Regions from separate parts of the Mus musculus genome. Here region 1 is linked to region 2. A link is a loop called in an ENCODE intact Hi-C map of the cell type or tissue named here. Cell type or tissue: gastrocnemius. All regions are shown on one strand. Links, peaks and the distances in the headings refer to the core of each region. The heading gives the core; the rest is flanking DNA. Region 1 overlaps Ubac1 (ubiquitin associated domain containing 1). Region 2 overlaps Camsap1 (calmodulin regulated spectrin-associated protein 1).

Evidence for each region. Hi-C counts contacts between places; a loop is a spot of excess contacts. Peaks named below come from ENCODE experiments on the same cell type or tissue, not always from the same donor. Only the 100,000 strongest peaks of a DNase experiment are listed, where the experiment ranks them.
Region 1: it touches region 2 in a loop (2.2-fold over the local background); 5 of 42 quality-filtered maps call a loop at or near these places.

What each region holds. Positions count from the first base shown.
Region 1 is chr2:26,003,659-26,019,661 of GRCm38, forward strand. It overlaps Ubac1 (ubiquitin associated domain containing 1), which reads right to left. Exons shown (of 10, transcript NM_133835.2): 2 at 12,638-12,758; 3 at 11,234-11,307; 4 at 6,864-6,971; 5 at 5,503-5,605; 6 at 5,203-5,311; 7 at 4,061-4,295; 8 at 2,869-2,955; 9 at 1,668-1,806. Among named protein-coding and RNA genes, the nearest start is that of Ubac1, 10 kb to the right of the region's middle. In gastrocnemius, for the core only: no CTCF peak of the experiment used is centred there; no DNase peak of the experiment used is centred there; H3K4me3 peaks cover 347 bases; H3K27ac peaks cover 1,721 bases.
Region 2 is chr2:25,936,244-25,952,246 of GRCm38, forward strand. Camsap1 (calmodulin regulated spectrin-associated protein 1) reads right to left here. Exons shown (of 18, transcript NM_001372499.1): 7 at 8,891-9,030; 8 at 8,699-8,795; 9 at 8,183-8,360; 10 at 5,135-5,226; 11 at 4,622-4,706; 12 at 1,703-4,070; 13 at 272-408. Among named protein-coding and RNA genes, the nearest start is that of Camsap1, 39 kb to the right of the region's middle. In gastrocnemius, for the core only: no CTCF peak of the experiment used is centred there; no DNase peak of the experiment used is centred there.

The DNA of each region.
Region 1 (16,003 bases), core at 5,727-10,726, 69 kb after region 2:
TTTGTGCTCATCCGAGCCCTGGAAGTCCAGTGCACAGGAGCCCATTTGCATTGAGGGACAGGAAAGAGTTTCTGCACGCAAGGAAAAAACCCACATACCACTGGGCAGCAGGGTACAGTCACTCCTGACCTGTGGAATAGTTTACAACACCTCACAGGAGATATGGCAGTCAGTTACAGAAATGGCCTAAAAAGGTGATGCCACCTTTTAAGGCAGGGACAAGTGACAGACAGAAAATATGTATAAGAGTCGCCAAACCCTACAGGAAAGCCAAGGAAGGACAAGTCCTCGGGGCCGTGGTCACACTTGTATGCAGGGGATGATGATGTACGGGAAGGGCATATGAGGGTGCAGAAGGAGTAGGACTAGATGGATCAGACTTCTGCACTCACAGGACTAAAATACTGAGGCGAGGCCCATCTTGATCCAAGAGGCCACATAGCTGGCTCAAAACAAAACAAAACAAAACAAAAACCCGAAACACTTCAAGGGGAAAAAAGTGCATATACACAAACACACAGACAACCTGTTGTCACCCCTGAACAGTTCAGAATCACAGCCATGCTCCTGGCATTGATGTCACATTAGAAGACAGAAGGAATCTATAGAATATAAACAATTCTATGGTTTTTCTGCTGTTTCTTTGAGACAGCGTCTTACTCTTAGCTCAGGCTGACCTGGAAACAGTCTGTCGTTCTCTGAGACTGCAGGTGTAAGCCACAGCAGTCCCCAGGTTCCATTGAAACACCCGAGTGTCTGCACACACTCCTGAGACCAGTACTGTGGACACGGATGGTGACTGCTGTCTGGGGAGAAGCTACCAGGCTGGCCTAGACCTCTCAAGTCTCCTGCCTCCTCCTTCCAAGTGCTGAGATATAGGCATGGCCAGTACAACAGTTTTCAAATGAATGACATGTTCCTAACTATTTAGTTCTATTACTTTCTTGGGTTTTTTTGTTTGTTTGTTTAGTTTTTGGTTTAGTTTTTTTTTTGTTGTTGTTGTTTGTTTGTTTTTTCGAGACAGGGTTTCTCTGTATAGCCCTGGCTGTCCTGGAACTCACTCTGTAGACCATGCCAGTCTCGAACTCAGAGATCTGCCTGCCTCTGTCTCCTGAGTGCTGGGATTAAAGGGGTGCCCCACTACACTGTCATCCTATTTTTAAAGTGGCAGACTTAGGTTTTATTTATATTTTTAGCATTTATTTATTTATTTACTTGGGGGGCATGCACATGCCAGTGTGCAAGCAGAAATCAGCTCTCACCTTTTACCATGCGGTTTCCGGGGTCAAACTCAGATTTGTGAGCAAATACCCACTAATCTTGCTAGCCCCATTATGTGGATTTTTAAGATATATCACAAGTAAAAAGTAATTATCAAAGAAATTCCTTATAAATAATAAGCAAAATCCAAACTCTACTGTCTCCTCGCCTCCTCTTCCCATACAGGCCACTGCTCTGCTCTTCCGAGTCCCCCTCTGCAGAAGCTCATCCCATCAAGGCAGAAGCTGACTCCCAGGCTTTCAGAAACACAGCTACAATGCCTTGCATAAGCCAACCTGCATGGCACAGTATTAGTGCCCAAACCATTTCACTAGCACCGGTCTTGTGGCAGGGAATCCACCCGCCATGTGTTCCTCACCCAAGCTAGCCTAAGTAAACACACATACCTAGCAATGTCTTAGGGTTTGTCAAACCCAGCTGCACCACTGGGTTGTCCAGGATGGCCTGAAAGAGAGGGCTATTGGGATCGATGCCCTGGTCCAATTCCTCAGGGGATGGCTTCCGGTCCCCCAGCAGCCATTCACACTAAAAACCCAAGAACACCAGATGAGCTGTTAGTTCCTTCTCCAAGTACAAAAGGCTCACCTGTCCCTTTCTGTGGCTCTCCAAAAGCCCCCATGGCTGCAATGCCTGGAAGGGGCCCTAACATGTACAAACCTGATCCACATTCAGCTAGAATAGAGACAGAAGGAAGCATCAGTCTGCATTTCTTAGAAGGCCTGGCACTGCAGTTCAATTTGACCACAGCCACAGCCCTGGTCACAACACAGTCCCAAACACCCTGCTTTCTTCAAGGGGATCCCAGTATGACAGTATCTCTCCATAGCAATGAGCCTGGAGAGTCTAGATCCAGAACTGTGTCTCAGCTGTCTAAGCCTTGACTTCACACACAAATGAGAAGGTCATAGAGGCCTCCCTGGATAGAGTCTGCCTGTCAGCAGTGCTATGTGTTCATGGCATGATATTTGATCCCTTTTCATTTGTTTATTTAGGTATTTTTGAGAGACAGGGTTTCTCTGTGTATTCCTGGCTGTCCTGGAACTCGCTCTGTAGAGCAGGCTAACTTCAAACTCAGGGATCTGCCTGCCTCTCCTCCCAAGTGCTGGAATTAAAGGTGTACATTCCACACCCATCCTATGGGATTCAATTTTAACAGCTAATAGTCTGCAGAATGTGCACACAAGGTGCACTGTGGGTCCAGGGTATTCTCAGTTTCTTTTTTTTTTTTTTCTCAGTTTCTATTTGAACCATCTGCCCTAACATTTCATATAAAAAGCACCATCACAGGCTGACAAGATGGCTCAGTGGTTAAGAGTGCCAACTGCTTTTCCGAAGGTCCCAAGTTCAAATCCCAGCAACCACAAGGTGGCTCACAACCATCCGTAACGAAATCTGATGCCCTCTTCTGGAGTGTCTGAAGACAGCTACAGTGTACTTACATATAGTAAATAAATAAATCTTAAAAAAAAAGAAAGAAAGAAAGAAAAGCACCATCACCAACTATGTGTGGAGGTCTTGACACAAGGGACATTCCCAATGCATGCCACATGAGGTACAGGGATGTGAGAGTCTCAAAGTGGAACTCACAGCAGCGTTCTGCTGGTTGTTGTTCACTCGGAGGGCATCAATCACTTCCTTCTCGTCAAAGCCCATCTCCATCAGCGAAATGACAGCCTAAGAGGGAAGAACAGGCTGGTCAGAACCTCGGGAGAGGACACTGCCACCAAAGAGCGGTACCACCGCAGTACAGGCTTCCTTCAGTCAGTCACAGGCAGAAGACAGCATTGGGCACACATGAGGTAGCAAAGAGCACCCGCCCTTAAAACCAGGGCAAAGCAAGGAAATGTTTCATCTCTGCAGCCAAGGAGAGAAGTCAGAGCCTGGGCAGTGCATTTGCTCCTGCACATGAGTATACCAGGACCACTGATGGAATACAGGCCCTAGGTGGCAGTTTTCCTTAGCTGTGTAGATATAAAGTCCCAACCTGGCCAATGGGATTCCTATAAAAAATACAAGCCAGGGGGCTGGAGAGATGGCTCAGTGGTTAAAAGCACTGATTGTTCTTCCAGAGGTTCTGAGTTCAATTCCCAGCAACCACATGGTGGCTCACAACCATCTGTAATGGGATCTGATGCCCTCTTCTGGTGTGTCTGAAGACAGCTACAGTGTACCCATATAAATAAAATAAATAGATCTGAGAAAAAAATACAAGCCACAGATGATACCCTAAGAAAACCATTTAATCAACATGCCAAAATCTAGGGAGCAGGTAGCATGCAGCCTGAGTAGGCTGAATTGTAAGTTGAAAGTGAAAGACCAAAGGAAGAATTAAAACTCCAGCAAAGAACAGGAAGGTGCATAAAGAACACAAAGGGGAGAAAGTATCAGCGCAGTGATGGTAAGGAGACCATAAGTGTGGACCTGCGCAGCTGACGGAAGGCGCACAGGTATCCCACATCCTTGTCCTTATCCAGTAGCCAGCATGATACACTCCTCCTCCCTCACCAGCCCACAACAGTTCCTCTAGCTCTCTGAACACTGGCCACCCAAAGGCACAGCAACAGATGCAGCAGCACTTATAGGGGACACAAGCTTGTATTCAACTTTCCAAGAGATGTCACTGAGCAGGGAGAAGCCACCTAGACGCAAGCATGGATTTTATATATGAGCAGCCAAGTCCCCAGGCCTGAATGAGAACTGCCACAGACTCCAGGCCCCCTGGTTTCCTTGCACAACACACCCACAAACCTAACCTCATACTGAGCCCCCCATCACATACCCGAGCATCTGCTCGAAATTCCTTTTTCCTGCGTATCTTCTTGAAGATTTCTGTGAGCTCATCCCGGGACTCCTCATCTTCAACACTAGTTCCCACAGCAGCTTCAGAGGAGGTGGAGGAGGTAGTGGCTGCAGCACTGGCCCCTGCTTGAGCAGCATGGCCTGGAAGAGGTGTGTCAATAGCTGGATCTTCTGAGTGTTCAATTAGCCACTCCATGGCCTGAGGCACTGACATGCTGGAAGGGGACAAAAGATTCTTAACTCTCCAGGATGGTTACTGAAAACTTTCCTATCCTATGTACTCCAATATGTTTCAACAGAGATAGCAAGACCAGCAGCAGCAATGGTGACATATGATCTCTTGGGATGGAAACCTCCACAAAGCTCTTACCTCAAACCCCCAAGACCCAATAAAACAAGCACAGACACATGCCCAAAACACAAGAGACAAAGGAGTCCAGGTCCTAGGTGCACAGCACAAAGAACACTGTTGTTGACCAGCTCTGCTCTATAGACTTCATATGGGATCCGAGTGAGTATTAAAACCAGAAGTGCAAGAAGACTATTAAGAATCCCTGTCCAGCCAGGAGCAGGTCTGGCTCAGAGCTCTCCTAACTTGAGAGTGCAGGATACATTTACAGAGTGATTTTTAACCCTCCAAACAGCCAGGTATCATGGTTCACACCTTCAATCCTAGCTACTCAGGAGCCTAAGGCAGGAGGACTACATAAGTCCAGGAGTTCAAGTCCAGCATAGGTAACAGAGACCCTCCACACACACACACACACACACACACACACACACACACACCCCAAAAGATCATATATGAAAGCACTTCTGAAGCACAGCAATAAGGTGCCTCTACTAGAACACCCAATTAGAAATGACTCAATGGGATCGGGGAGCTGGCTCCTAGATTAAGATGAAGAGCTCCTGAGTTTGGTTCCTAGCACCTGTGTCAGGCAGTTCACAGCAGTCTGTAATTCTAGCTCCAGAAGATCCAACTTCCTCTCTGGCTTCTATGGGCACCCATACACACATGTACATATACACAGATAAATAAAAATTAAAAAAAAAAGTATGACTCCAGAGATTGGAAGGAGAATCACAGGGAAGCCCAGGGCAAGAAGAAAGCAAGCATACTGGTTCAGCCGAAGGGCCTTTGAGGCTCTGCTCTCAGGAAAGCCCATCTCTGTGAGCTGCCGCAAGGCAGTCTCATCCACTCGCTCATCCTCATCTTCATCCAGCATAGCTGAGGAGAAAGACAAGGCCTGCCATGAGGGGATTCCAGAGTCCTTTGAAGCCCCCCAGCCTCATCAGTAGAGGCTCACCTCACCTAGCAATTACTGACACCAAACCCTCTCCCCCATTAACCAAAGCAGAACTTGCTTTCAGTGTGAGGGCTGGGGACACTTTTAGGAGCAGCCTAGGACCCACGCATACCATTTGCCTTCTTAAACAATTCAACTGCATCGGGATTCAGTGCTAACAGCTTCTGTGCCACCTCAATGAGAGACACGAGGATCTTCCGGAGTTCTGTCTGGAACTGCAGTAGGATAAAGAAAGAGATCATGCCCGGTACAGTGATGCACACCTGTAATCCCTGCTCTTGCGAGGCTGAGAAAAGAAGTCTGCTGGGAGCTTGAGGCCAACCTTAATTCTACAGTAAAAACCTGTCTCAAAAATCAAACAAACCAAAAAGATTATTTCTCAGAATGTCCAACAAACTTGCTTAAATCTGCAACACTATCCCAGACATAGCCCTCCAAATCTACAAGGGCATATTGGGCCTTACCTTTAATCTCAGAGCTGGAAGGCAGAGGCAGGCAGATCTCTGTGAATTCAAGGTCAGCCTCGTCTACACAGTGAGGCTATTGTCTCAAAAACTAACAAAGAACCTGAAAACACTAGACTGGTGCAGCACCCCTTGCCTAGTATAGGGCCTGGAGGTGGGATACCACAGACTAAAGCCCCCTGAGAGGCTGGATCCAGGGCTGAACCCACAGAAGCCAGAAAAGGACACATTCCCTGTCAGTCACTGAAGAATTACAAAGCTCTTATCTAAAGGACCTCTTCAAAAGAGACCCCAGAAAGGTCTGGCTTCCAACAGTGTCCAGATGGATGGGGACCTAATGAAGTTAAGTGGTGGCAACTTTCCCCAACTGCACACACAAGTACATCCTATCATGGCTGGCCCATGTGCGCATGCTGCAGGCTTTGACTTTAGCTTGATTTCCTTGTCCAAAGTAACTGGGGAGTTCAGACTATTCCCTGAAAGCTTTGTACCCAGAGCAAAGACATTACATTTCCATACAGCTGTCTGTCTGTCCAGTGCTACATGTATCTTGTCAACTTTGTAGTTTGAAAAAAATTCTTAATTTATGGAACAGTTCAAAAGTAGTAAAGGGGGCTGGAGAGATGGCTCAATGGTTAAGAACACTAACTGCTCTTCTGAAGGTCCTGAGTTCAAATCCCAGCAACCACATGGTGGCTCACAACCATCTGTAGTGAGATCTGATGCCCTCTTCTGGTATGTCTGAAGACACTTATAGTGTACTTACATATAATAATAAATAAATTTTTAAAAAAGTAGTAAAGGGTTCCTGAATATTCTGTTTCAGATTCATTTTTTAAGGGGCTAAGGGGTGGTCCTAACTATAACATCCAAGCTAGCCTCAAACCTAAGCTCAAGCCATCCTCCTGTCTCAGTCTCCTGAACACCAGAACCACGAGCATGTGCCAGGCACCATCCCCAAGCACTTTTAGGAGCTTCTCCTCGAGCCCCACACTAGGCAGGTACTCACGTCTCTCATGGTGGTCTGGACAGCAGTCCGGTCAGTGCTGCAGGCAGGCAGGTTTGCCGTTGCTCGAAGAATAGCATCTTTGTCTGGAGCCTTTTGCTCTTGTTTCTTCTGCAGAGAAAATGACTCAAGTCAGCAAAGCACCCAGGACCTTGAAGAGTATGACAATGAACATGGAACAGCAGCCCAGAGAAAAGGAGAACAGTAACCTTCTAAGCCTTAGGTGTGATTCCCTTCATCTAGAGGATTCTGGAAAGTTCTGTGCACAGAACTGGAAGCAGAAGCCTAACAAGATACGCCAGACATGACCTCACCTGCTACAAACCATATGCACATAAAGACAGACAGAGAGGATGGTGCCGCAGAGTGGTGGTCCTGTGATGCTTCATCGGGACTGGGGAAGAGGCCTCTGGAGGAAGCACATAGCTGCAGTGAACTCTGGAGGTCTCCCAAGCCTCCATGGATGAAAGTAAAAGATGAAGGTGGCAGAAGCTCACAGATAAAGAGGATAGGAGAGAAAACCAAACCAGCAGTGGCCGCAGCACTCAGCAAGTTCAGAAGGTACAGGAAGCAAACAGCGTACAGTAAACAAAGTACAGAACGGTTAGAAAAGACACACAAAGGATGGCTGGGGCCGTGGCTAACGCAAGAACCCACAGGGCAGAACCTACCAAGAGCAAGGCTACCCCAACCTACCAAAGGGCAGCAGGCCTGGGATCCAAGAGTCAGGACGGTACCAACAGCAGTCTGGTTGGCCTGAGACCCTAGAGTGGGAGGCTGCACTCAGGGAGGGAGGGAAAAAGAGAAGGGACCTTCCTGCACCCACTTACTGCTTTGCTTCTTGTTTACCCCAACTACTCAGACTCAGCAAGTCAACCAGAATAAATGAGACAGGAAGGGTATAAGAAGGTCTCTGCCACAGTGAGCTCAGCAGTTGGCACAAGCCACCTAGGCATAAAGCACCAACAAGCCTCCAGGGCTCTCAGACGCTAGAGGCATAAGGAATGCTTCCAAGACCAAGAAGAGGAAAACTAAAAGTAGTGAGAAGAAGAGGAGGAGCAAGTGAGGGAGGTGGGCACCTCAGCATCAGCAACCCCAAGCCACACCCACCCAGTGTGTGCACACCAGGGTGCCACCAGCAAGAGCTAAAGTAGGTAAAAGGGCTATAGAATGGTCAGAAGATACAGTTAAGGAAATCCACAGGATGGCCCACCAGGCCAGCCAACAACAGCTGCAGAGAAAGAAACCAAGAAAGAATCAAGAGCAATCAGAGAAAACAGATGTGGTGGCACACATCAGTAATATCAGCACTTGGAAGGCTAGGGGGAAAAGACCTCCAATAGTGCAAAGCCAGGCAAGTCTACACAGAAGCAGAGCTAGCAGAGCTACATAACAAGCAAGGCTTTTACCTTAAAGCCCAAACATCTGAGGAGCTGTTAGACGGCAGAACAATGGAGAGCAAGGCCTGGTCAGACAAAGTGTGGATCTGAAATGTGTCTTTCTGTTTGTTTTGGTTTTTTTCCCAGACAGGTTTCTCTGTGGAGCCCTGGCTGCCTGAGACTTGCTCCATAGTCCAGGCTGGCCTCAAACTCAGAGATCCACCTGTCTCTGCCTCCTGAGTACTGGGATTAAAGGCGTGCACCAGCACCCAGGTGAAGATGTGTGTTTTAAAGAGTATGTCCTGTCCCTTCCTGTCACTCCTCTTTGTTCCTGAGTAGCATGCAGTGAGCAGCTTCTGTTTGCTGGTTCTTCCATCACGTTTCTGCACATTTACAGCCTAAAAGCAATGACGCCAGGTGACCCCAGACTGAAACTTCTGTAAAGTGAACGTCACAATAAGCCCTTCCTCCTCTAGAATGCTCCCATAGGTATTAAAGTCTGACACACCAAAGGAAGACAAGACGACACTCAATTCTGCAGACGTGGCACTCAGACAAGCCCTATGTGTGCTTGCTGCTCACAGTCCCAAGTCTGTAAGACCCTAAGATGTAAGCAGGGTGATCAGTCCTTGGCTTGGGTTTTATCACATGGCACAGCTAAATGTAGAAAAAGCAAATGGTTTTGAGTCCTTTCAAAGGGTTCACTCTTCCCAACAAGGGGCCTCAACCACTAAAAATCTCTGCTTCTTTGGCAAAGATGGAAAGCCATGCAAACTGCCTCCAGGAACTAAAAGTAGCCTTCAGCTGACCTCAGTGACAGAATCCTGGCAACTGTCTCAAAGTACCCAGAAGCACATTCTCCCCACAGCCTCAACTGAGCCTCTGTCCTCACAAGCCTTAATACTATGTTCAGAAAGCAGGTCTGGGGCAACCAAAGGAGGCATCAGGAACCCAACATCCAACACAGAGAGAATCAAAGAGCTGACTGCACAGTAGCGATTCAAACAACACACGTAGGCCAGAAGCATCTGAGGGCTTAGATACACAAGACAAATGCTCAACCACTAAGATACATCCCCAGGCCCAAGACAAACAGAAATCCTAATACGCTATACTCCTCACAAAAATGAGTACTTCCATGACAACAGTAAGCAAACAGGACCAGCTTCACCCAGCATTGGCTATCACTCAAAGGAAGAGGCTAGGAGGGGAGCTGTAGCCTTATCACTAAGAGGCTACATCTAACGTCGTAATTCCAGAAAGAACAATGAATGCAGAGTACCTAGAGAGCCGGAAGAGAATTACTGAAGATAACAGCTGAAGGAGTTAGAGGTGGGCTGCGGTGGGTGTCAGTGGCATGAATAGGGCAGCCAGAATCTGTCACTAACACCAATAGTTGAGTGACTTCCTTTAGGAAACGTGAGTCTATTTTTATTAGATTTGTAGTACTCTTTGACTCTTAATAACTGCATTATTTTTACTTAGTACTTGAAGTAATGCCATGATTTTTAACTTTGCAGTTATGTACTGCAGTATGTAATGCAGTTATGTACTGTGTCAAGGCAGCTCTAGCAAGCTACTAGCTAGGTACCTTAAGTACCTTAAGCAAGCAACAGAGTTTGTAGTCAGAACTATGTTTTTTTTATTACTTAATTATTTATTTACTTATTTATTAACGAGTGTTCTTAATGTCTACTCACCTGCCTGAAGAGGGCATCAAATCCTTTTATAGATGGTCGTGAGCCACCATGTGGTTACTAGGAATTGAACTCAGGACCTTTGGAAAAGCAGCCAGCACTCTTAACCGCTGAGACATCTCATCAGTCCCCAGAACTATGATCTTAATAGTTACAGGGACTTCAAGTCTAAACATCCAGTTAGAACTGTTATCTGCGCTCTGCTATCAGCGAGGAAAGCAGGGTGAGGCCCAGGATCTGTCTGGTGAAGATGGATGGAGCAACCTGCCCATGTGCTGCTGACTGTACCCACACCCACATCCACCCATCACTGTGGCCAGGTGGTCAAAGATAAGGAGGGTGTAAAGGCCTGGCACTCTCCTATATCCTTGGCCCCAGCAGAGACCCCAAAGTAACTCATCTGCTATCAGGTCAGAGGTCCACCCAAGAGTTGGCCTTCTTTAAGACCAATGCTCTCTCCCTGGCATTTCAAATAATGTACAGGAAACTCCAGAATCCCGAGACAGAAAAAGGTGTTAAACAAAGGTGACTGCCCTTTAAAAGAGTACATCCTGGGACTGGAGAGATGGCTCAACACTCAAGAGTGCTTGCTACTCTTCCACAGGACCTACATTCAGCTCCTAGCACCAACTTCTGGAGGCTCACATCCATCTATAACTCCAATTCCAGGGGATCAGATAGCCTCTTCTGACCTCTGTGGGCACAGACACACAGGCTCATAGAAATACACACACACACACAAAAATAATCTTTATAAACAATTTCCCTTCACTAGGCACAGGCATGTGGTCTGGTGTTAGAGCAGACAAGTTACTGACAGGATGCATCTTGCACTGCATTAGAGAACCTTGCTGAAGGATGCACTCTGGAGCAGCCACTACACAAGAGACAAAGGGGTAGTTTTCCTGAGGCCCCTAGATAAAGAGAAGGTGTAAGCCCCAGATGACACTCTAACACAGACTTCAAGACATAGAACTCGGCATAATTGCAAAATTGCAAGGACAGACACAGGCCAAACCAGGTGCGCAGCTGCTTGTCATCTCTCTGCATGCCAACCCTTTATGTGCAGGAGCCACACTGGCAGCAGCACGAGGAAGCACCTGCTGAGGACCGTGTTCTCACTCTCTTCTGTCACTGGTCAGCAATCACAAACACTCAGTTCAGTACAGGCTCAGCCGTGATGAAGGGCCCCTTATACCACACATCCTGTGGAGGGACGATACAGTCCCAGGAAATAACACGAGAGACGGCAAAAAAGAAGCAGTGAAGAGCCCTACTTCCTAACTTTGACACTGACCTTTTCTTCTGCTGAGACGTCAGCCATCTTAGGGAGTGGAGAAGGAACACGCTTTTTTATCAATAACAAGACGTCTAGAAAAAATAAGTTATATTTATGAAGTCAGTTAGTGTTCCAGAGCCATAAATGACAGAAAAGGTAGCAGATGGGGGTCAGGGAGATGGCTCAGTGGTTTAAGGGCTTGCTATAGACAACTGAGGACTGGGGTTCAGATCCACATAACTGTTTGAATGACAGGTGGGCACGGCAGCTTGCCCATAGTTGTACTACTTGGAGGCAAAGGCTGGAAATCCCAAAATTAAGCTAGCTAGCCAGAATGGCTGTATAGACAAGCTCTGGGTTTAACAAGAGACTCTGCCTCAACAAACAGATGTCAACCCCAGACTTCCACAAACATATTTACGAATGTATACATATCTGTGTGTGTGTGTGTGTGTGTGTGTGTGTGTGTGTGATGACAGAATGTCTTGTGTGTCATGACATGACACACAAGAATGGTGCTTAATGCTTGAGGTTAGAAAGCAGGATCCCACCAGGCGGTGGTGGCACATGCCTTTAATCCCAGCACTTGGGAGGCAGAGACAGGATTTCTGAGTTCAAGGCCAGCCTGGTCTACAGAGTGAGTTCCAGGACAGCCAGGGCTACACAGAGAAACCCTGTCTTGGGAAAAAAAAAAGAAAGCAGGATCCCTGGGTCCCTCCTAAGCCAAGCCAGCATCCCCTCCTCAGCTTTGAAGTGGCCACTGGGTCACCACAGACGACCTGGGTCTTCAGAAGATGTCACTGAACATCCCTGATAACCACAAAGAGTACTAGTGGACATCTTGCATAATGTCTTTATTTTCAAGGGCTCAGTTCTAAAAATCTATGAGGCAATAATAAGTGATCTAAAGCATGAGCAACCTGTAGCCAGTCCACAGTTCACCATGGCGGGGGAGGAGGAGTGGGGTCACCTTCCCCTCTAGTTTGGGTTTGGTCCTCATTTGAATGACATACAGAAAGCAAGTTTTGTCCCAGAGCCAAGCATGAGTGAAAAGTGGGTGTGCAGAACAGAAGTGTCTCACCTGCACTGAACAGCTAGCCGCTGTGACGAGTGCTTCCGGCAGGCACAAATCAAGCCACAGAAGCTCCAGGATCTGCCTTTGCTTTAGAACAGAACTAAACATAACACTTGAATTTGACTTCTCAGATGTCTGCCAGCTGTCTGGTTTACGTTTCTGCTACTTTTCACAAGTACACCAAAACATGTACTTCTTTTAATTGAAAAAACAAAACAAAAAACAAACAAACACAAAAGCAGTCAATCTAGTTCTCCTGCTCTTGTGTGAATTCAGAAAAGCGCCTTGTGGGTGGCCCGGGGATTGAGGCTCTATGTTCTATGGGCTCTGCCTCACAGCCTCCTTACCTTGGTCCTGGATGTTTTCTTCCAAGATCGTTTTGCTGTCACTCAGCACCCTCTCTGAAGCAGCATGTATTAGCTTGTGGTGGGTCACATTCTTGGGGTCTTCTAGGCTCCCATGAGCACCCTGGGGGAAGAATTAAGCCACGAATCTCTAAATCGGAAGTAAACTATGATAGGAGTAACACAGAGCCTGACATCTCAAGCCACACATGGAATTACTAAGGTTTGTCTCTCTGTCATGTGTATATGTATAGTGTATGCTGACTGCCCTCCTCCTCACCGCCCTAGTGCTGGGTGACAGACATGCTGCTGGTGCTCGCTTTCACACAGGAACTGGGGACCCAAGCCCAAGTTATCATGCTGTATAGGAGACACTTTACCAACCGAGGCATCTCCCAGCCCATGGAATTACTGCATTTTCATACTAGTCAAGACATTAAAGCATAAATGACAGTAAAGAATCCCCATACATGATTTAAAAACAAAAAAACAAAAAACAAAAAAACAGAAAAAAAGAGTAAAATGCCAGCAAGCACTGATCCCTCCACGCTTTCAAGCTAATAACCAGCCCACAGTAGACTCCCAAGATGGCTAAGAGCTTGGGAACAAGATCCTATTGATAAGCACTTGCAACCCAAATCACTTTAGTCTAGAAAGACCTGGAAAATGATTTTTAGATGAATATATGCCTTGTTCTCCTGAGGATGTAAAGAACTAGCTGCTTTATGCATTTGCTTTTCCTTCTTCAGCAGACACACAAAAGGCAGAAGAACTGCACAGAGAAAAGACTGCTTTCCAGGAGCAAGGTGGCCACACCTGCCCAGTGAATACCACAAAGTCCTCAACAGAGCACAGGGCAATATAGGCCTCAGCTTAGTCTTGGGCCCTAGCAATACCCTACTCCAGATGCAGCCTACAGGAGATCAGGTGGCACACGGCTGTGTATATGTCCCCAGGGCCCTAGAACCTAGTGACAACATCTGGTAGAGGAGGTAGAAAGCAAACTATCAGTGCTACCGAGGAAGACAGCCCCTCTGAAAGGACCCAGCAGGTGATCCTGCAGGCACCGACCTCATGACAAGGGACTTCACATACTGAGTAGAGGCTTGTACAATCTCTTCAATCTTTCACCACAGACAGAGGCCTGGCAATCGTAGCTTATGATCTCAGCCAGGCTCCAGCACTCACTCATACAGAATGCAAACGCATCATCTCCAATGACAGAGTCCTGCCTGCCTTTGGGCCACACCTATCATATATCTGATTGCCAAGAAGACAAAGACCAAAAACACACTGCTGGTACCACATGGCACAAATGGGGGATCACTGTGCCTGTGGTTTGTCACCAGGTAAACCCGAGTTTGTACAAGTTTCCATGAGTCCACCACTGCCCAGCATCAGACAACTTTCCCAGGCCCAATACCAAGTCAGCTGCAGCCCCTCCCCAAACTCAGAACAAGGCCAAGGGCTATAACCATTTCTTGCTGCTATGGGTCCCTGTGTTAGATTAAGCATGGAAGAAGTTCAGGAAATCCAGTGAAAGGACTCACTAGTGCTTTCCAAAACCTGAAAGGGACTGACACACAGGCTTGGAGGAGGAAGCTTTGGCCCGCCCCAGAGTGGGCCACTTTGCATATTCAGGACACGGTTCCTGGATGTTCTGGAAGGTATCTTGGGTACCATAATGCACACACTCAACAAAGGGCCTCTGTATATATGGCTGCTAACCAGAGGAGAAGAAAAAACAGAAGCATGCACTTCCCTCTAGACCCTGGAATTTTAGAGTACCAGAATCTTGCATCAGTCTCAGATTGAAACCAGTTTTGAAAAGTGGACCATGACACTCAGACAAAGCTGTTAAGACTAAGGACTTATAAGATAAATCTACCCTACAGCAACCAACTTACTCAACATTGTGATGAAGCAGACAACCTCAACTTTCCTTGAACCTAAAAATGACTCTTTAATAATGTCAATTTGTTTGAATTAAGAAATACCTATGGCATCAATAAGGCACACTGCTGGGTGTCTATGAGGGCTTTCCACAGAGAATTAAATGAGGGGGAAGAAAACCAAGCCTGAATGTGCTAGCCCCATCGAATGGGCTGCTGGAGTTCCAGACTGAATACCCATAAGTCAGTCAACTGAGCAGCAGCACTGCCCTTTCTACTTCCTGATTCAAAGATATGTGAGCAAGCAGCCTCAGGCTCCCCCTGGCAGAGCCACTTGCCACCGTACCCCATCACCAGAAAGAACTGTATCCCTCCAAACCATGAACTAAAATAAACATCCTTTCATTTGCTTTGATGTGGTACCAGGTCATAACAACCAAAACAGTAGAACCCCATTCTGCTTCAAAAACTACTAAGTGGGATGCTTTGAAATTCTAAAATCCCTGGTTAATTCTAGCAGATTTGTCAAGTTCAGAATACAGTATGAAACACAATTAGAACCTACTAACTGTATTCTGAAGCCTGTCAGCAGCACACCGGAACAAGACATGACACAGGTCGTCACACTACACACCACCACAACCCTATCTTCACGTGCACATATCCCAGAGGTGTCTGTCATTAGCTTCTGCTCATATCTAGTACTGTACATCATGGAAAGATAACAGGTCATGGGGGCTGGAGAGATGGCTCAGTGGTTAAGAGCACTGACTGCTCTTCCAGAGGTCCTGAGTTCAATTCCCAGCAACCACATGGTGGCTCACAACCATCTATAATGGGATCCGATGCCCTCTTCTGATGTCTGAAGACAACAACAGTGTACTCATATACATTAAATGAATAAATAAATCTTTAAAAAAAAAGATAACAGGGGCTAACTCTTCACAGGACCTGGGACGGTTTAGGCTTTGAAGGAGAATTCATGTGCTTCATCCAGATGGTACACTACAGAAAAGCTCCTCCACACCACAGCTCCATCACCCCAGACTTCCACTAACCCCCTTTAGAAAAGAGGACTCACTGTGCCCCTTTCCTAGATACCGGCAGTGGAAGCTGGGCAATAGCATGGTGAAGTCACTTTGGGTAAAACAAAAAGGGGGAGGCAAAAACCAAATCTATTTCCTTAAGAATTTAAATAACAAGCCTCTCCTTGATACAGCTGTAAATTCCCAGGAGTGCTGTGGGAGAAAAAATTTTTTAAAAAACTCTATCATACCCCTCTGGAAGAGAGGAAAGAAGAAAAAATAATAGTGATAACAACCCCAGTAACCAGGGTGCACAGGACAATAAAGAACATGGAAGTCAGGTCAGGATAAAGTATCTTGTGCATGACAGGTTTACAGTCAGGTACAACGAGAAGATCATCTTTTCTAATAAATGCAGTGTGACTCCTAGAGCTGATGGGACCCGGAGGTGG
Region 2 (16,003 bases), core at 3,823-8,822:
CCCTGTGCTGCATGCGGCAGCCTCATCATTACAATGGGGAGTGAGCGCACAGGGAGTGAACGCATAGGGCTGATGTGAGCCTGGCATGAGAGCCACACGGATGTGTACTGTTGTGGCTAGTGAATGCCAACGTCCAACAGCAAGAACGAGGAGGGAGTCAAGAGCTGTGAGATGCTAGCCCCTGTGATGTACCAGCCTGGTCCTGTCTACCTCTACATCTAGGCTGCCCAACTGGACACAGACAAACGAAGGCTGCTGAGGAAGAGGTTACCGGGCTTCATCTCGCTTGAGCTCCACTTCTGCCTCCAGCTGCTGCTTGCGCGCACGAGCCTCTTCAGCCTTGCGCTGCTGTTTCAAAAGGAAGGCTGCCCGCTTCTTAGCAAGCTCATCTTCTGCTTTCTGTTCATCCTACAAAGCCCACATTACTTTGTAGTCAGTGGAAGTACAAAGGAACTCCTTACTATCCAACCTAGGCTTACCCTGATCAAGTATGGACTTTAACATACACTTAGAAAATCTGACTTCATTGTAGCTCGCCCTGGATATCCTAGAACTCTCTTTGCAGACCAACCTGGCCTTAGGTTCAGAGGTATGTTTACCTCTGCTTGCCAAAGGTATGCACCACCATGCCCAGTTCTGATTCTTTTTAATTAATAAGCTGTGACACAAATGGGAAAAAAAAAGTCCATGCCACCAAAACAGCCTATTAGATGACCTGCAACAAATTCAGTTTCCCTACAAAGCCACACATTTCTCCACATCTCAGCTAACACCATGTGACTACAATCATACCATACAAAGTATGACTGGGAATGAGGTGGCGGCTCAGCAGAGAAACCTCTGCCTGGAAAGCATAAGGACCCGAGTTCAGATCCCCAGAACTCACAAAAAGCTAGATAGGAAAGACAGCCTTGTGTAATCCCAGTATATGAAAAGTAGAGACAGGGAGTCCGTGGAACAAACTTGCTTGCCAGGCTAATTGAAATGATAAACTCCAGGTTCTACAGGACACCTTGCCTCCTATAGACTATAGAAGGTGGTCTATGGCCACATCACCCTGAACCCATCCGCTCTTGTCTAATACATAAGGTGGAGAGCAATAAAGTAAGACACCCATTGTCAGCCTCAGGCTTTTTACACACACACACACACACACACACACACACACACACACACACACACACACACACACTCACTCTACAAATGTCAATAAAACGTGCATCTTATAAGGCTGAGACTATAGCATGTGGTCAGGAGAAAACAGATATGATCAAGAAGAGAAACCCTAGAGGCCATACTTCTTATCATCTCTGCATGGCAGAGAAACAAAGGCATTTCAAAGCTTCTCTGCTGCCAGGTTTCCATACCAGGGGTTGGCAAATTGAAGCATACAGGCCAGGCCATATCTGGCTTGGATGTCTTTGTACAACGTTCAAATTCTGAGCACTTTTTACATTTTTCAGTGACCAAAAAGCCATCCAAAAATAAAGTATTCATGGCTCATTAAAAGTATCAGGTTCTAGGATGCACTGCCTGAGACTACATCTGATTGGGTATATCCTCAAAATGGAGGCTTCCGTAGCCCACAAAGTCAAACATGTTTCTTCTCCAGCTTGTTATGGAACCTGCTTAGAACAGAAGTTCGTGAGATAGCCTTACAACTAAGGCAATATGACTACACTTCAATACAATTCCAACTTACCTTGAAGAAGAAACCAACCCCAGGCTTCTGGTCACTATCTCCACCAAGCTCCACCGAGCTCTCATGGCCAACCACCTCTCCATCCTCATCAGGGGCCTTCAGGTCAGAGAGGTCTACCTCAATGAGGCTGGCCTTGCTCCTCAGCGGCTCTTCCACTGGAGTATGTTCTTTGCCTGTGATGGTAGAGGAGCTCAGCCCTGCCTCTTTCACACTTGTATCTAGACCCTCTTTAAAGTTCACCTGTTCTGATACAATGTTTGCATCTTTGCAAGAGGACAGAACAAATGTCCGATGGTTACTCTCATCATGGAGCCTATAACTGTCGAAGAGACACTTCTCAGGGAGTTCCCCGCCTGGGTCGGAGGGTGACCGTGGATGGGTACTTGGAGGTAAAGACCTTGACTGTGGGAGTGTCTCCACACTGGGTGTTGGGGTTTTGCTCCGAGAACAACCCTGCTGCCTGTCTTTTGGAACCTTCAGTTCAGCCGGCCTTCCTGAGCGGGAATTCCGGCCCTGGCCAAGCCGTGGTGGTTTGCGGTGGCCAGGCACGCCAGTTGGAGAGAGTGGCTCAACAAAGTGGACTGGGGCCTTTATTTTTTGGTCCTGGCAGTTATTTTTAGTGCCCGGTGTTGGCACTGTGGGGGACTTCATGAGAAGCTGCTCTTGCTGCTGGGAGATCTTCAGTATAGCCTGCTGCAATGTACTGATGGTCTCATTGAGCTTCTCAATGGACAGGTCACACTCGTTCACATCTACCTCACCAACACTATCCTCGAGGAGGGCCGTAGAAATCATTCTGTGCTTCTCTCCATCATGCAGAGCAGCTGGGTCCCTGGGCTTATGTAGCTGGACAAATGCCACATCCTGAGCGTCACTGAGATCTCTCTGCTCTTCTTTGACAAGGAACCCTTCAGTTTTACAAGTGCCATCATCCAAGTCCTCCCCATTGTGCTGTGTGAATTCCTTTGTGAAGTGTTCGGGTCTCAGTGGCTGTGGGGCACCATCAGCCTTCCCTTTCTTTACCACATGCAGAAAGGCTGCCTTGCCCAGCTTCAGACGCTGCCGTGCGGACAGCGCCTCCATCTTTTTCTTCTGGGCTTCAATAGCTCTGCGCTTTTCCTCCAGCTGCATGTGCAGCTGCACCAGCTCAGAAGCCAGCAGGCTGGCAGGGTCCTTGCTGTGCCTGCCTGGACTCTGCTCCCTCTTCTGGCGCCACGTTGTCAGAGGGGCTGGGCAGCTTTCAGATGCATCAGGGGTGGTCTTCTGGGAGCTGCTGGTGCTGGACTTGGTCTCACAGCTGTTGAGCCGCTGGAGCTTCCTTTCAGCAAAGCTGGTCATCTTTACACTTCCACTGGCCATGGACATGCTGCTGAGCTGAGAAGTGGTGCTCAGACACGGGCTTGAGCGGCCGCTGGCATCATCCTTGTCTTCATGTTCCTTCACTTTCATATCCTCCTGTAGTTTGGCTGACTCTTCCTCACCAGCATATCTGGGGATAACCACAGGGTGGTCCTCACCAATAAAATCCTGCTCTGTATCCTCTACGTCTACTACATCAGAGTCCGAGTCTTGCCTCAAAATGGTCCAGGGTTCTGAGTCGTGGGAGCTAGGACTTTGTGAACCAACGTACCACCTCCCCTCATCTTCCTCAGCCCTGCCTACATGGAGAAAGAAACCATCAGCAGCCTGCCCCTGAGGTAATGTATCAAATCTACCCAGGGCCAGAGGCTGTCCTTCCCCTGTAGCTTCTGCTGACTGTGGTCCTACCTCCGCAAGATCAATGCTCGCAGCAAATTCTGAACAAGGAATTGGGGTGAAAGTTCTGTTCAGGTCACGACTGCCATGGCCACCACTTACTTTCTTTCGTACCATAGGCTGGGAGCCCTCACTAGGCCTCTTGGCCATGATGGTCCTTGGCCTTCCTTCTCCACGCTCATCTTCCTTAGTGGTAATCTGCTTCTCTTTGGCTGGCCGGAGTACTGCTGGCATCAGGGGTTCTAAGTAAAAACTGTCAGGCTTACTCTCCAAAGTGTCTGCCTGTCTCTGGGGAGACCTGATACTTGCTACCAGGCCTGGGGCCTGAGGTGAGGTCCTGGGCATCTGTGGGGAAGGAGGAGACACATCTGTCCTGATGATGGCTACAAGCTCCTCGTCCTCATCCTCAATGTTGACATTGCTCAGGAGGCTTTTCCCATTGCTCTTTCCAGCGGAGGGATGGGGCTGGTTCTGTGGGGTCAGGTGGATAATGTTAGATGCCAAGCTATCTTTGCTGATAGAGCGAGCTAAGCTGACACTGTCACCAGAACTGGGATCCACATCACAACTTGCAGCATGATGGAGAGCAAATGATGTTGGCTGTGACACAGGCCTGAAACAAGAGGAGAAACCAACTCACTGCTCAGCAGCCTGAAGAAGAGCTCAAGATATGGAGAGAGAGCAGCAGTCTTACAGGAAGAAGCCTTATACAAACGCTTTAGGACAAAAGAGCCGCAGAGGCAACATTTAGTGAATGACTCAAAAACACTTTGCCCCAGCACTCCTTTATACACCCTTTAAAGTAACCAAGGCCCCGATGAGCCTTGATTATCTACATTTAGCACACTACAAATGACAGCTCAGATATTTTTTAAACCCTGAATAAAAATCACCACAGGAAACATGAAAAACAAAAGCGTCTATAGCACAGGAAGCACCTGTTGCTACTACAGACCCCTACTGCGAGGCCCTCACAGCTCCCTCTATTGCTGGGACACCATACATCATACAGTCGCTGTGCCAGCACATGCTGCCATTGCTGTGGTATCACTAGCTGCCAGCTCCCAGAAGCAGCGTGGTGAATCTTTAAGGGTCCCTGGAACACATCTGGAGAACTGCTGCTTAGTCTAATGAGCACCCAACAGAAACAGTTCAGTGACTCACCTGTTTTTTTTATCTGGCCATGCTCCTATTGCACCTCGTGGCTGACCATCAACCCGAGTTAAAGAATTCGACCTGTGCCGCTGATCTGTAGTTTGGAAGAAACATTCAGTGTTAAGTAACTAACTCTGTACCGTTGGAAGTTCTTTCAGTGTAACAGCCATTTCTCTGGGTAATAATAATCCTAACTCAGGACACTACTACACTCCAGTACTGTAACTTCCAGTAGCTGCAATACGTGAAGAGCAGTGCTACACACAGTAGCCAGTGCGGAATGTCTGCGACACCTGCCACTCTGTGCATGCAGCACACAACTTACCTGAGTTGAAATGACATTTACACCACAAGTTCTGAGCTATAGATCAATACAAATTAAAATTTATCCTGCTCTTCTTAACTAAAATGGGTACATTAGAATAAGGTCATTTAATTTTGAGGAATATTATTTTACTAACCATGAAAAGGAAAAGTAAAACATAAATAAAAATAAAAAAGGGAAAAGAATCATGGTCTCACCAGGGATTTCCTCTGTCTGTGACACTTTTTGCTGTTTCTGTCTCAGTGGCAACAAAGGATGGGACGGACTAAATGTGGAAGCTCCTTTCCCACTAAATAAAAATAATTCAGAAAAAAATAATGAGTTTAACAAACTTCAAGTTCAAAAGCAAAGGCAAAGGATAGTGAGACGGCTCAGCAGAGAAGAACACTGGCTGCCAAACCTGACAGCATAGGTCCCACGTGGCAGAAGGAGAGAGCTCATTCCTGAAAGTTGTCTTCTAACTTCCACATAGGCACTGTGGTACAGTAACCATAAATACACACACACACACACACACACACACACACACACACAACCTGTCAATCAATGTAAAAGTAATAAAACAAAGGCATATAACTGAAAGAGACTATTAAAAACTTGTATCAAGCTGAGAGCAGTCAGCAGGTTTCTCTGGGTTAAAGTCTTTCCATAAAACTGAACCAAAAGAAAACCAATAAAGTTTTGAATTTGAGATAAAAATCCCCAAATTGGAACTGAGCTCAGTTGGTAAAGTGTTTGCTATGCAAATATAAGGTGGGCCTGAGTTGCCAGCACCCAGATTAAAAAGCCAGACAGAGCAATCAATACATATCTGCAGCCACTGTACTGGCAAAGACTGCTGACTAGCCAAATCAGTGAGCTCTGGGCTCAATGAGAGACCTTACTTATCTCAAAATATAAGATGGAGTATGATCAAGGAAGACATCCAACATCAACCTCTGTCCCCCCAACCCCCACACACAGGCGCATACATGTGTACAAACACACCAACACTCACAAATCCCAAAGCTTCGAACACAAATCATACAACTTCTGGTTGCAGTATATGGCACAAAGTCCCAAGTGACTACCACAAAGGGGACCAGCTGGGTAAGAACAATGCATGATATATATGTATGAAAATGTCACACTCATAAACCAGGCGGTAGTGGTGCATACCTTTAATCCCAGCACTTGGGAGGCAGAAGCAGATGGATCTCTGAGTTCAAGTCCAGCCTGGTCTACATAGCAAGTTCTAGGCCATCTGAGGCTATATAGTAATACCCTGTCTCAAAAACACAAAAATAAAAAAAATTTAAAAGGCCACAAAGATGGTACCACTATATCAAACTGACTGAAAATGTTGAGAGTAACTTGAAAATGGATAAGCAGGGCACTCCCACAAAGCTGGGAGAGAACACTCACATATTTTAAAGAACAATATGGAAACAGCTACCAAAAAATCTACAATTATTCACACCTTTTGACTTCTTTGATTACAGCTTGAGTAAGAGGACTCAAGGCTCTGGCCATAAGGACACCCACTTTATATGAGACCAGCGGGTGTGGCGAAGGCACAGACCAGGTGAGCACTGTTCAGTGCAGCTACGTTAGCCTGACACCCAACCATGGGGACTGGCACTAGCTTCCCATCAGGAAGAGCACACTCACACTGGAGGGCAGCTATTTTGCTATTTTACTTTGGGGAAGAAGTTGACCAATGGACAGTAATAAAGTCTGGGCAGGAATCACAGGGGCACTCAACACCCTGGACTGCAACTACTAAGGTTAACCCCAAAGGAATAAAGACAGGTGGCAGTCCCTCTGGGGAAGAGGGGACATTAGGAAGAGAGGGAGACAAAACTGAACAGAGGGGTAGAAGGAAATCCAGAAGCCCAGCAGAAGGCAAGGAAAAAGAAAGTGGTTTATAACCTATAGTCACCCACGGCACCAAGGACCAGAGAATTCAAACAGAATAGAGTCAGAAATGCAACAGTGCCAAGCTATTCAGGGGAGAATTTGATGAATGAGAAAATCTTCACAGTCACTATTAGGTAGAAAAAGTCACTGAGCCAGTTAGAGCACATGTGATGCCAATGCTGCCTCAACCAAGTTCCATGAGCTAGAGAGAGGGAGAGGGGGAGGGAGAGAGAGCATGCTCGTGTATGTACACACACACACACACACACACACACACACAGCATGTACTGGATCTGACCATAAAGACCCAGCACAAGGGCTGGATGTAAGGACTGCCAGCAAGAATGCCCAGGTACCCACATAAGGCACATGTGGCTATATAGCTCTGCCCTTGTGATGCTGTCACTCCTCAGCCACCGTCTGTCTGTACCCATGGGCTCTGAGCCACACACAGCTTTCCACTCTGCTCCAAGGACCAGATCCTGTCAGTGGATCTCAGCCCTTAAATATTCCCAGGGCCACCTGACAGGTTTTTTGGGCCCCTGAACACTCTCCTCCTGGACCGACCCTCTAGCATCTTTAGTGTCAACATGAGAAAGTTGAGGTCCTTTCCAACTTGTGTCTAACTAGCCATACAGCTGCATGTGCTATTCAAAAATCACTTCTGAGTATCGTTTTAACCTTAAATCTCAACTCAATCTCCACATTCTAAAACTATGTTTCTGTTTTAAAATATTCTCTCAGGAGAACACACACAGGCCTCCTCCCACAGAGGCTCACACTCTCTCCCAGGAGAGCTCTTTCATCTCACCCTCAGCCCACTGACAAGGTTGTAGCCAATCAACCAGATCTAGCCAGCTGATAATGATAAAAATCCATTCTCAAAACCCACTCTCCAGCAGCTCCATTCACTATGTCATCATCCACTGCTCACTGAAGGCAATGAAGCAGCACTGCTTACAGCTGAGCAGCCTTCATCCCTAAAGGCGATCAGATGACATTTCACAGCCAATTCCAACTGTTCTTCAGTTTCCTCCTCATTACATCATCTGTGAGACTGTAATTCACTGTGAAGAGATACGGGAGAAATCTCTTTTCTCTTCTACAATTTGATGTATTAATTAAGAATGAAACTTGTTAATTGCAACTAAGGCTTACAGACTCCTGGCCTCTGAAGAGGAGACTGAGTGCTCCAGGAACAGGCAGGAGGACAGACAGCGAGCAACAGGAGCTACTCGGGTACTCTCTGCATTACTTACTTAAGAGAGTTTCCATTCTCAGGCTATCATGTAAAAGGAAAGAAGATGGTAAACTGGCCACAAAAGTGGAATGACTGACAGACTTACAGACACTCAGGTTCTTCCGAGTGGAGGTGGTACCGATGACTGCCTTCAGCAAGAGGCTGGGTGGATGGTGGCTGGTCAGCGGGGCTCATGGCAGCAGGGCTACCCAGGAAGCTGCGTTTGGTTGCATTGGAGATAGGGACAGGAGGCCGGCTGCTCTTCTGCTGTAACACTGTTTTAGCTACAGAAATAGCAAATTTATATAAATGTCTATTATTTATAGTTATAATGTCAGCAAGAAACAGAGAGCCTATAGCCTTTAGAACCATGGAAACACAGTTCAACTTTTATTTGAAACCAAACTTCTCAAAATTAGTTTAACAGGTGAGGCTCTAGGCTGACTTACAAATACAAAATTTAAAAACAATACAGACCAGAAAACAGACAAAAAAGGCAAGCCTGGACTTCAGGTCTGCCCAAGCACTGACACACACACCACCTTGGCCTTCACAGACAGATGGGCTGACTCAACCTTCGAGCTCTCAAGAAAATGGCTATGACCACCCAGTTGTTACTCACCATCCTTCAGCTCTTGAATATCTCGGGGCTGAACAAAATCTGGTTTGACGTTCTCAAACCACCAGAAGAGCTCAGCGATAAAAACCATAACGTTCGGCTAAAACAAAACACACAACAACCCCGGCACAGTAAGTACCTGCTCAAAGCCAGCTGGCTCTAAGTGCGTGTCTGTCTGTCTGGTGGCAGGCTTACCTTCAGCACTAGGGGGGCATACAGCATATCCTCCAGCGTGAGATAGAAACACTTGTTCAGATGCTCGTTGGAAAACTCCCTCAGAAGGCGGATGTTATAGAGGCTGTCAGCCATTGATGGCACCTCCTTCAGACAGATATCTGGTAGATACAGACAGGAAACTGTTATGGCACGCGTAGTGTGCTCACACCGGTGTGTGTAGACACACAAAACTGAAATTCTATGTAAAAGGGTTGGTGATAAAGGAAGCAAGGTGAAGAGAGTTTAAAAGACAGTAAGTTTCATAGGTGACACTAAAAGGAAAAAGAAAATATGTAAAGTACTCTGTATTCACAACATAGATCATTTGAGAGTTCAAGGCTGAAGTCCTAAAGTGAACAGAGGGGCTGAACTAGAATTTAGTAGCATAGCACTTGCCTAACATGTGCAAGGCACAAGAGCAGGCAAAGATGAGCAAAATGAGAAATCTCAGTGTTCTGGGTCCTCAGTGCTCAATGGGTAAAGGCTCTGGCCCTGCAAGCTCAACAACCTAAATTCAATCTCCAGGACTCACATAAAGGTGGGAAGAAACAGCCAGGTGACGGTGGTGCACACCTTTAATCCCAAGGGGAAAAGGCAGGCAGATCTCTGAGGAGTTCCAGGCCAGCCTAGTCTACTGAGCAAGTTCCAGGACAGTCAGGTATAAAACCCTGTCTCAAAAAAAAAAAAAAAAAAAGTAGGAGAAAACCATTTCCAAAAAGATAACCTTTCACATCCACATCTGTGGCTACACCCACATACATACAACATGCATGCACACACAATACTATTAAAATAAATGTATGGAAATGTTTGCATTTTCTTCCACAAGCAGAGACATATTTGCAAATGGCAGGAGATAGGATATGCACAAAATTATAATTGTCAAGCAATGTCTCTAATCCTCCAAATCAAGAAACTACACTGATCGAAAAACCAAAAAAAAAAAAAAAAAAAAAAAAAAACTACCCCAAAACAAAAAGAGAAAGAGAGAAAGGGAGAGAGAGAGACAGAGAGAGAGAAAGAGAGAAAGAGAGAAAGAGAGAGAGAAAGAGAGAAAGAGAGAAAGAGAGAGAGAGAGAGAGAAAGAGAAAGAGAAAGAGAAAGAGAAAGAGAAAGAGAAAGAGAAAGAGAAAGAGAAAGAGAAAGAGAAAGAGAAAGAGAGAAAGAGAGAAAACTACACCAAGTACAAGCCTCCTCTATGAGAGGTGAGGCTCTTCCCAACCTCTCAGGTAAGAAAATTCAGGAGGGCAGATGCTCCATTGGAAAATGTGGTACAGGCAGTAAATAAGGACCCCTGAAAAGGGGCCTCCGGGGTTTGTCCAGATGCCAGTAAACAGCAAATGTAAGATCATGAGACAGATGCACCAAGGCTTTGCCTCTGAATGTTCCACCTTTAAAAACGAGAAGCCAAGAGGGTGGTGTACACATTTAATCCCAGCACTCCAGAGGTAGAGGCTGGTAGATCTTTGAGTTCAAGGCCAGTCTGGTCTCCAGAGTGAGTTCCAGAACAGCTAGATCTTGTTACACAGAGAATCCTTGTCTCGAAAAACCAAAAAGAAAACAGGAGGGAGGCAGGCTATCTCTCTAGCATGCTCGAGTACCAAAATAAGAGGGGGAGGGTTTGAGGGGATTATTTTTCAAAGATCTCAATTGCTATTTCCAGTCTAGGTCATCAGTCCAGGAGCAGGTGTGCCCATGTCACAGGAGGTAGTGTCTGTCATCTGACCATGGAGCGCTGTTTGCCACCACTCCTGACTGCCCAGTCCTCCCTTGCCCTCTATGGTATGGGTATGTGACCCCTCAATGCACAGCTCTGACTGACCATCTCTTTTTCCGTGGTTTGTGTATTCCTGCTCTATTGATTGCCCTGAGCCAATGCCACAGTTTCAGCCAGTGTAAAGCTAAACAAAATGTTACACTTGTAGAACAAGGGCCCCATGTTCTATTCTAAATAAATAAATAAATAAACAAACAAACAAATAAATGCAGCTAAAATCTGTGAGAACTAAGTACCAAGTACAAGTCTCTGAGATAGATGGAACCAGACACAAGCTACCAGGTGATAAGATTATAATGTGAGTTCAGTCTGTCAATCAACAAACATGCTGGCAGGAAGAGGACAAAGCTACCCCTGCACAATGCCAGCTAGGAAACAACAAACAGGAACGAGGAGGGACACTCAGTGGTGAAAATCAGATGAGGAAGCAGATGATAACCGAAGATCCAAAGTCCAAAGGTCTCCCTAGGAGTCAGTTCATCAGTAAAAATCACCTTTCTCAAGTGGTCTTAAGCGGCCAGCACACAGCGTTTTGACCAAGAGCACAGTAGACACAGATACTGGTGTGCAGTATAGCCTGAGGCAGACAAATCATAAGGAAACAGTAAGCCAACTAACCACCAAGCAAGGGACAACAGACCAACTCCATAGCCTAAACACCATGAATGGCAAAGGCTAGGTGGACACTATGGCTTTAGGGAGACTGCAAGCCCCAACAACTACAAACGGTGAGTAGGGGTGAAAAGACATCCCTGGACCTCCCCTGAGCGTACACTGCGTATAGCAGTGCTGCCAGGAAAGCCTTTGGTCCCTGAGCTACTCCAAAGACAAAAGTGAGAAAGGATTGCCCTGGGAAGGCTAGACTTTAAAAAACAAATTCTTGGAGCTGTTATATATTAAATTTATACCAAAGTAAAATGTTGTAATTTTGCCCTTATATTGCCTTATCAATCTTGGTAAAAGCGAAAGTATTTACTGGACTGGCAATATATTTACAAGAAATGATGATTTTAGTGATTCTGACTCCACATCTGAGAATGTGAAGCCTCTTCCAAGAACTACAGGGATGTTTAGGACTTTTTTTCTTGCAGTTTTTAACTTTTTATATATTCACATTTTCTTCTCACACCCCGTTTTACTGACTGGGTTACCTGGCTCTCCCCAAGCTGCGGTCCACATGAGACTCATGTACTGCATAGTGGGCTAGCACCACCAGGGGTCCTCCTCTTTGAGAGTTTGGTAAATGCTCCAGCACAAAGTTCCCACAGGAAGTCAGCCCAGGAGGATGCACTTCCTGATGCCTGAGTCCATCTGTCTTGTACTTATGGGTCTCCGGCTCTCTCATTCCTTTTTCTCCAACACAGAACTATCTGTGTCATATAACAAGTGAAATAAACAACACAAAATACTCTCCATATTTTTACTTGGTTTCTACTAGACCTCCATTTATGCCATTTTGTTTTCTGCTTTTTTTCCCCACCTAGACAGGGTTTCTGTGTTAACGGAGCCCTGGCTGTCCTGGACTTACTCTCTGTAGTAGATCTGACTGCTTCTATCTCCTGAGAGCTGGGATCAAAGACATGGGTCACCACCACACCTTGCCTGTTTTCTGCATTCTCTATTTTGCTCTCTTTTATTGTCTGATCGATCCAAACATGTATCTGTTTAATGAATCCATCAAAACAAAAACAAAAACAAAAACCAGCTTCTAACTTTACATGGTTTCTCTGCAAAATGTCTAACTGTTTTATTACTTTCCTACTAAATATACTTTTTACTTTTTATTTCAACAAGATACAATGTCTTCTAAACTGCACAAAGATTCTGAAGTGCTCTGTGTAGCCTCTTCTCCAGCAAGCTGGAGTGCAGAGGCAAGGCTGTTAGAAAGCAGCCAGCCGTGCTGAGACCTGCTGCTGTCATACAGTCCTCTACTCTGTGTGACCTGCTTTGTCTCCCCACAGAGTGCTTTGGAGTCTTCTCAGTATACACCATAGTCCTTCAACTGGACACTTCCAGTGGGTTCCTGAAATCTGGCTGTGCTCACCCAAGAGGCGTCTACACTTTCCTTTGGTAAACCATCTCTATTTTCTGTGTTCATTCTCCTATATTGATTTCATTTTTCTAGTTTTCCTTTACTTCCATGCTTTTGCTCTTTCTGTTCTATTTTCTGGAAGATTCCTTTTTTTTTTTTTCTACTCAGCCTTCTAACTCTTTAGTATACTCTTACACTTTAGATACCAAAATGCCTACTTCCTCAGAGCTCTACAGAACCTAACGTGGACATACCAGGAAGACAGTTTTTAAGATGCCTCTTTCCAGTCACCGTTCTTGGCAACTAGGTCCCCGGCCTCTTGGTGCTGTGTATTCTGAACTCTATCTGTTGTCTGAGTATTTGTTATGGCCAGGGGATTTCCTCAAATGTTCAGGGGGACCTGGGTACCCCTTCACTGTTAGAGGGAGGCATTAAGAAGTGGGTTTTGCTGCAGGTGACCAAGGCAAGAAGCCAGCTGATGTCAAACCTCAGTCACTGTGGCTTTTATCCTTAAGAGCAGTCTCTAGAGAGAAGACTCTGTGCCTGCTTTGCATGTGGAGCACAGAACTGAGGCTTACAAGTACAGGATGAAGAGACGCACACAGAAGCCTTGATTCTGGTCACCTCCTCCTACCCACCCCACGCGGAGCCTGAGGCCATGACTTACAGGCTTAGTCTCCCCAAGTGTGTTTATATCCCTATCTTTGGACATGGAGGCTATTACTGGAAGCAAAGGAAGAATCCAGGCTCTCACAGTTCTTGAGACTGACTTACAAAGACACACCTAGGCATAATTGCTGGCCAAAAGCCTTCTTCTGTCTTCCTGTGGCAGCTCCAGAATTCTAGCTGGTGAACTGTTTTGCCTCTGTTTTACTTCTTGGCTAGCCAGCTTGTTAGAGCCTGGAACTTACAATTCAGTCGCTTGCTCTACAGACACCGTCACAAAACTTCATTTTTTTCTCCCTTTACTTTTCTCTGGGATTGTGTCCTTTTTTGTAAGATACTGAAATGAATCTAATTAATGCCCAAGCTCCCTGCTTTCTGACACACATATGTAAAGCATTCACCTCCCTTACAGCACGCTTCAGGCTGTGTCCTACCCACTTCTGGCTATTGTTCACTGGCTCAATACCTAGTCCACATTGGTCTGTCCTACATATCACTTTAAATGGTTGTAACACATCAGTGAAAACAAATAAAAAGCTCCCACTCTTACAGATCTTACCTACCAGCTGACTTCTCTTATTAGGAAGAGTGTGGATAGAAGCTGTGCCTTTGTGACTGATTTGTAATGTGCTAAATTGGCGGGAACACATACTTTGGGATCTGGTGTAGTTTCTCTTGTGGCTTTGACCAAGTTTGTTGTTGCTGTTGTCGTCCCCATTGACTGCCCCCACCATGACATGGTCTTAACTATGTGGCCCTGACTGGTCTGGCCTTGGCTTTGTAAACCAGTGTATACTTGAAATCAGAGTTTCACCTATCTCTGTCTCGTGTGTGTGTGTGTGTGTGTGTGTGTGTTGGGGATAGGGGGGTGCATGACACTAAAGGTGTGTACCACAACACTAAGGTCATTTTTTGCAAAGGTTTGTGTACATGGAGACCAAGGAACAACTTACAGGAATCAGTTCTGCCCTTCTACCTGTAGGTTCTAGAATTGAACTCAGGTTATCAAGCTTGGCATAAGCACTTTCACCCCCTGGCCCATCTTGATAGCCCTGACCATTTATTTTTATTCAGTGTACTACAATATCTGGTACACTATGTAGCCTGTCAAGTTTGTAATATTACTGTCTGCCTTAAGATGCTCAAAGGACAGATGTAAAAGCAGGCTACAGAGCAGACATGGTGGCATATGCCTTTAATCCCAGCACTTGAGAGGAAGAAGCAAGAGAATCTGAGTCTGAGGCCAGCCTGATCTATATACTGAGTTCCAGGACAGCCAAGACTATGGAACAAACATGCAAACAAACCAGGCCACCTCTGGAGCTGAGGGAAAACTGAGAAAGTGCACTCGGGGCAGAGAGCTACCAGAGCACAGCGGGCAGTGATGCCCATGTCTCTGAGCTTAGTACTCTGAGAGGCTAAGGCAGCAGGACACACGGTCAAGGGCAGTGTGGAACACCTATAGCCCCAGGTCAGTCTAAGCACAGTGAAAGGGAAACCCCCACAACTCTGGGATGAAGTGCCCACCAACTCTCCTCCGTACAGCTTCTATTTCTTTCCTAAGGTCCTTCAGAAGCATTCTGCATTCTCTTTCACCTGCTGTGAAACCTGAGGGTTCTATGGAAGCATGTTTCCTTGGAAATTGTGGTTTCTTGAAATGTTCCCCACAAGCAGAACTCTGGAGTTCCTACATGGCCTGAGTGTCTAGCACTAAACCAGTTTTACTTTTCAGTGCTCGGGCAGAAACCTAGTGCCGTTTGCTTGTCTGCTAGGCAAGCCTTCTATTACTGAGCTGTATCCCCAGATGTGTATCATTTCTTTTTTTTGTTTTGTTTTTGTTTTTGTTTTTTTTTTCGAGACAGGGTTTCTCTGTGTAGTCCTGGCTGTCCTGGAACTCACTCTGTAGACCAGGCTGGCCTCGAACTCAGAAATCCGCCTGCCTCTGCCTCCCGAGTGCTGGGATTAAAGGCGTGCGCCACCACGCCTGGCCGTATCATTTCTTTTTGTGTGATGCTGGAGATAGAGCCCAAGGTCTCAGTCAAGCTAAGCAATTATCCACACTGAATTATTTCCCCAGAGTTGTTTTTATTTTGTGAAGCTGGCCTCCCTCCCACTCACTTCCTCTTAGTCCTCAGAGACATGGGTACTTGAGAAGCCACCTCGTATAAGCTAGGGCTTTTCTGATACACTTCCCCATGTCACAGGACCAAGGCCAGCCAAATGTGAGGAAGCCATTTGTTCACCTGCAGGTTTTATCCTCATGAAACCTGGGGGTCTCCCTAGCCACCTGTGTCTGTAAAAAAGAAAATGTATTATCTGCACTTTCATGCCTAGAACAGGCATTAATACCAGCCTAAGCTGTCCAGTGCTAAAAATCTGAGATAAAATTCCAATCAGAACTGGTCAGGTCCCTGGCCTTCTACCTGCCCACTCCAGACACAAGGCACTTAGGAAATAGAGCTACTGACAACACGAGCTTCATAATCCCCTGGCAGGTCTGTGCCGTGGCCCTCACAGCCAACCACTTCCCTCCTCCCTGCTGTCAGTCACAGCACCTAGAAAGAGGCACTGTGGCATCAGAATAGTGCTCCATCAGGTCACGACAGGACACAGACTG